2 separate regions of the Mus musculus genome follow, and region 2 is linked to region 1. Evidence: chromatin loops called from intact Hi-C (ENCODE). Cell type or tissue: heart. All regions are shown on one strand. Links, peaks and the distances in the headings refer to the core of each region. The heading gives the core; the rest is flanking DNA. Region 1 has its middle 3.0 kb from the start of Gm34301. Region 2 holds the start of Gm34077 (a long non-coding RNA gene).

Region 1 (2,903 bases), core at 136-2,635:
TTACTCAAACACTAGAAGGTTGGATGCCAATATTATCACATTCGTCCTGTTCCTCAAACCGTCCTTCTTCTCGGCCATTGGATTTCGGAGGGAGGCTCCCGGGCCTCACACCCCTAAGCCTGCGGCTTCCTTTCAATGACTATTTCCAATCTCCAAGTCAAATCACTTATTAATTATAGAGGCAACTCGAGCAAACCCAATTACCCGTAGGCAACCCTTCCCAGATGGGAAGTCTGTCTCGCTCGGCTCCCACAGTGGCCCAAGTTCTGGGGGGGGGGGGGCTTCTTTTGCGTCCTATTTCTTTTCGTCAGTGCCCCTCCAGCGGCCGGAAATGTTTCTTTTCCCAGACCCTTCTTCCCAGAAGCAACTCCTTTTCCCTACCCTGATCGCTTTCCATCCTTCCAGCTAGGAGACATCCATCCCCGCCCCACAAGAGGCGCTGCCTTCAGGCTAAATTTACTGCCGCGCCAGGTTTAAGCCTTAGGCGTTGTAGACCTGGCGTTGGAATGGCGGAAGCTTGAGACAGAGCCCTATTCATTTGTAAAGGATGGCTGAGGGATTCGCTTGGTTAGCAACCCCTCGCTCCCACTGTCCTCCCTTCAGGCCTAGCTCGTGGCTTCTGCGCACCTTGTTTTGCAGGAAGCGTGCCAGAACTCCGACAGGCCTTAGCCTCGGGTTTGTGTGTGGTGGTGGAGATCTGACTAATGTCACCACAGTTGTGGCCTTGTGGCAATAATGATTTCCACCAGGATATTGTGCCAAGCATGTCACCTACTACCCATATGTATCTCTTCCCAGTCCAAGCAGCCACCCTTAGATGGGCGTCATTTCTTCCACTTTGCAGATGTAACATCCAAGGTTAAGAAACTCGCTTCAAATCACGCAGCTAGGTGGAAATAAAGCCTTAATCCAAAACCCGAGTTTTCATTCACAGCTTCAAAGACACCTTCCGGAATTGTAGAAGCCATAGGGGGCGGGAGGGGGGGACTGTTAATTTGGTGCCGAGGACGCCTGCCTGGCAGACTAAAGCCCTCTGAGGTTTCGGGCTAGAGATTTAATCGTGCTCTGGGACTAGGAAAGGACACACGGGTCAGGGGGGCACCCGGATTACTGGCACCCGTGAGATTGGAGAGGAGTGGGGGTTGCTGCGTTGGTTGGGGCTGGGGCTTTGCAAAGCCTCGGGGAAGGGTTTGGCGGCCCTTTCACCATCGGCAAAATCGCTCCCCAGGCTGGTGGTGGGGAGGACGACGGCCTCGCCCCAGCGATCTGGGCGGCTCACGGAGAGCCAGAAGCCTAGGGAAGTCCCCAGAGGCCGCCGGCCGCCGCCGCGTTTCCGCGGCGCCCTCGCTAAGATGGAGCAAGCAGTTGTGCGGAGGAGGGAGGGGAGCCGGAGAGGGATGCGCGGGCGAGCTGGTAACCGTCTGCAGCGAGGAGTGTAATTGCCCCTGTGACCGCGGGCGGCGAGGGCGGGGCGCTCTCCCAGCCTCCTCCCTCCCACTCCGCCGCAGGCGCGGAGCTGGCCGCCTTTGGCTGAGACGCGAAGCACCTAAGGGGCTTGGCCCTGTACCGCCTAGCGAGGCCAGCTCGTCCGCGCTCCGGTCCCGCGCACACATCAAGTCCCTAAGATCCCAGGCCGGAGCAGGCCACAGCTTCCCTCTCCTTCAGGGTACGCCTTGCCCAGGCCAGGGGCTGACGATCAGATTACACTGGGTGACCCTGCCTGTCCATTCCCTAGAAGGGAAGCAGCAGCTTTCACGGTCTTGCATTTCACCCCCATCCCCCACCCTCCCACCCCACCCCCCAAAACAAAACAAAACAAAAAACTGAGGGCTAAGGCTGCTCTGCTCGACAATAGGAGAAGAGGAGAGATGGGACCTCAGAACAGAGCGCCCACAGCCCTTAGCGTGTACACTTTGCCTTTTGATGAATTCCTGGCCCTGGGCCCCCGCCAGAGGTGGAGAAAGGGGCCCCATAACCAGCCAGAGTTTGTAACTCTGTGTGGTTTCTGGTTTTTTACTGCTCGTTTGAAATTGTTCCATAGGAAAATGTCTGCCAAGGAGGCCTGAAAGGCCTGGAGCCCCGCTCCACCACCCGGGTGCCAATGTGCCAGCAGTGAGTGTGCACGAGTGGACTCGCGCCTGCGGGCCCCGGGAGGGTTGGAGGGAACATTTTACCCTGCAGCAGCGCTGTGAGCACGACATGCAACCTTGAACCTGGTACCCACGGGTCCCCTGTGCTGCGGCCTTGGCCCAGACTAGCACCCCAGTGCGCCTCTCATGCCTTCCTTCTGCCCCCAAGGCAGGCACTGTTAACCCAGGCAGGTGACAGCGCTCTGGCGCCCATCGTGCCGTGGTCTTTATACCTCGTGAGTTCAACACTAATGAGTTATGGGTTGGCCCACGAAAACATAATGTGTAAATTAGGAATTTAATGATGTGTAAGATTAAAAGCTGCGCAGGGTTGCATTTATTTAAGGCTGCCATCTTGTGTTCGCAGAGAAATTACTTGAACGACATTGACCTCCTTCGCCCATGTGATTGGGATTGGTGTGAGGGCTGGGTGGGGTCTGGGAGGGTCCCATGTGTTGGGACTTGAGTCCTCTTGGGCTCTTGCAGGGCCAGGTTGTGCTCTGGGGAGGCAGAGGGCTCACTTTGTGTGAACCCCTTGGTTGGAAGCCTGCCCAAGGCCAGATAAAGCCCCTGGTCTTTTCCTAGGTCCCAGGTTCGCAAGGCATCAGGGGTTGCCAATTCCTGGGATATTCCCTACACCTTCTAGTCTAGATGCTCTCTCCTACTGTACAGGCTATTTCCCCCCTTTTGTGTCAAAGCTGGGAAAATTTAAGGCAGATTATCCTCTGTTTTTATGTCCTTAGAGAGGGCTTCCTGCCCCGTGTAGCATCCCTG
Region 2 (2,903 bases), core at 116-2,615, 580 kb after region 1:
TCATGTCGGAGCAGACGCGATGCTAAGTGACGAGGCTCTCCAGGGTGCATCCCCCTCCCCAGCCAGCGGGTCAGAAGGAACATGGCCCCCGAGGCTGAGTGCCAGCCCGTCAGTCTGTCATCTCCTTGGCTGTTCTAACCTAGAGAACCCACTAGGAAAAATTGTTCCTGCGCTATATTGGGCTTCCTAGCATCTTTTTTTTCTATTCATTCATAGGTTCATAATTTCAGACTTTTCCTTTTCTCTTCCCCAGTTTCCCCCACCCTACACAAGCAGCAAAGAGAAGGTATTTTCTTGCTTTTTGGTATGTACATGTTTATACATGCTTGCTTATATTCTTGTGTGCAGGTCTGTGTGGGTAGCCATTATATTTATTTGTTAATTTTAAAATGACTTACCATTATTAGTGTATGTTTGTATGTGTGTGAATGTGCACACATGTGCATGCATGCTCGTGTGTGTGTGTGTGTGTGTGATGTATGAATGTGGGCATGGATGTACCACAGCATGTGCATGACGGTTAGAGGGCAGCTTATGGAGTCTGTTCTCTTCTTCCCACTTTGTAATCTCTTCCTGAAATGAAACTCAGGCCATCAGCCTTGCAGGCCATGCTCTTTACCCTCTGAACTATGTCTCCTGCTCATGAGTGCATATTTTAACAGGCCAGAGGAGTCAGTCCAGAAGATTAAATACTTGCCAGAGCAGTGTAAAGAGGATGGACAGCTTCGCCTGAGAATAGGTAGAAGCAGTCCTTTACCATTGGGTCTAAATGACTTTGAGTTTGTAGGAAATACTGCCAACCCCACCCTGACCTCCCCACCCCCATCAGACCCTCACAGCTCCCTGATTTTTACAGCATCTCTCTGGGCATGGTCATTAGCCAGCTTGAGAGCCGTGCCAAGTGTGAGCAGTGCTGGTTTGGGAGGGTGCTGGGAAATGAGATGCCTGGTTTCAGTCCATCATCCTTCTTGCAGTACATACAACAAAGGAACTTTCCAAACTCTGGTGTCTTAAGAAGGTTTCGTTGCTTTCTCTATGGAACGGGCTAATTTGGGTCTCTTTCCATTCTGGGAAAGGAAGTGGAATCAAGGATGATCAGCAGTGACCACTAATGTGACTTTTAAGGAGCTGCTACCCTTCAGTCTTTGGGTCGCTCCTCTCAACCCCTGGTGCCTGGTCCCATGGGAATATTTGAGAAGACTGCCCTTGGGTGCTGTTAGCAGCTGCTGGGAAGGCTCCGAGCCAGCTCCTCTCGCCAGAGCCCATGTTAACGGGCAGGCAGGAAGTTTGGAAAGCAAGCCTGAAGCTGCAGGAGAAATTTGGGAAAATATCGTGCAATTACCCTAATGACAGCTGTACAAATCACACAACCGCTCCTCAAATCCCCTGCCTGCGAGCAGAGCCAAAACCCACATATGGATTCAAGGAGACCTGCAGAGGGCCGCAGGGTGGGGGAGGGAGAGCCAAAGGACTCTAGGGGCTCTGCTCCTGCTGAGAAGGAGAAGGCTGCTTCCTCAAAGTCCTCTCCAGCTCTGTCCTATTCAAAGCAGCCCCTTCCTATGGAAAGTCTTCCATCTGTCTGTCTCTTCCTAGTTTCCTCCCTCCCACAATTTATCCCCCCCTTCAGCCACTCCCAGTCCCAGAGACACTGAACAGGGGCTCACAAGATAGGGTGACAGCTGGGGGCTGTTATTGTCCTGGCCTGGGAAACTTCCTCCATTCTCTAAACCCAAATATTTTCTTGGCCGAGATCAACCCTAGGACTGAGCCTGTCATTCTGCCTTTTCCCCTTTCTCAGGGAGCTGTTTGTCCTCCCACAGCCTGGTCACAGTCACCGCTAACAGGATTCCTGTTCTTATGGAGCTACCTATGCTGGGAAACTCCAGATCTGCTGGCTGGGAACAGGATGTTTCTGATTACCCATCCTGGCTGTGCTACAGACCGACTGTTCTTCAATGGTCTGATTGCAAATACAAGGTGTCTAGATAAGGTACTGGTATGCCCACTATACAGAGTGGGAAACTGAGGCTTAAGAGGCACAGAGGCACTTATGACAGCTCTGGATTCTCTATGGTTGGTATAAACTGGAGTAGGTTGTCCTTCTTGGCCTGCAGGTACTAAAGTTATGGGAGAATAGGAGACAGACAGTGCTCTGGCTTTGTGGGTCTAGAAGAGTCCGAATTACAGAGAGCAAACCCTTTGGGAAAGCAGAGTCGGGAGTGGGAAGTGTTCCTGGGGAATCCGGAACAACGTCATACAAAGCAAAGACTAGAAGAGGAAAATGCTGGCTGTAACCTCCCAAGGACGATTACTGCTTGCCTGAAGATTAGGTCACCTGGAAGGACATTAAAGGCCACTGGTCTAGTGAGGGTTCTGAAATGAACCATTTTCTCAAGACGCAGGGCCTTCTAATGGAAATCATGACAACAAGGGCTACTATTTTGAGAAAAGTTACTCAGTGGCAGGCTTGGGTCCAAATGCTTCGTGCGCACGCTCCGCTCTCCTCAGCTGAAAGGATACTTGTTATAGCTACGGCCTCGGTGGCTCGACTGCCTTGGGTTCTAATTAGAAGACCTTGGGCCAGTCGCAGGCCCTCCACCTACCTCCTGCTTTGTCTGGAGATTGAGGTTACAAATGATTTTCACCTCAAAGGATTATAGAGGTAAGTTAGGAGCGTTCTCATATGTGAAGGGCATGGGAAGGGGGTGATGTTCAAAGTGTGGGCAGTGACTGTTGTCATTGTCACTCCCAGGGTTCATTAGGAATGTGGTATCTCAGTCCCTCCCCCACATCCTGTATACTTAATAGTTCCCTGGAGGCTCAAGTGCATGCTGGAAGCCCTGGACAGTAAGAGTGCCAGGACCACGGGAAGTGCTCTCTGCTCTCTGGCTGTCATTAGTGTG

Evidence for each region. A loop is a pair of places that touch in the nucleus more often than their neighbours do. Peaks named below come from ENCODE experiments on the same cell type or tissue, not always from the same donor. Only the 100,000 strongest peaks of a DNase experiment are listed, where the experiment ranks them.
Region 2: it touches region 1 in a loop (3-fold over the local background); 1 of 42 quality-filtered maps calls a loop at or near these places.

The regions. Positions count from the first base shown.
Region 1 is chrX:11,997,735-12,000,637 of GRCm38, reverse strand. No RefSeq gene overlaps it. Among named protein-coding and RNA genes, the nearest start is that of Gm34301, 3.0 kb to the left of the region's middle. In heart, for the core only: a CTCF peak has its summit at 1,463; a DNase peak (open chromatin) is centred at 1,457; H3K4me3 peaks cover 1,318 bases; H3K27ac peaks cover 2,489 bases; H3K27me3 peaks cover 2,500 bases.
Region 2 is chrX:11,418,020-11,420,922 of GRCm38, reverse strand. It overlaps Gm34077 (a long non-coding RNA gene), which reads left to right and starts at 2,283. Exons shown (of 4, transcript XR_386893.2): 1 at 2,283-2,662. In heart, for the core only: no CTCF peak of the experiment used is centred there; DNase peaks (open chromatin) are centred at 1,662 and 2,532; H3K27ac peaks cover 386 bases; H3K27me3 peaks cover 1,290 bases.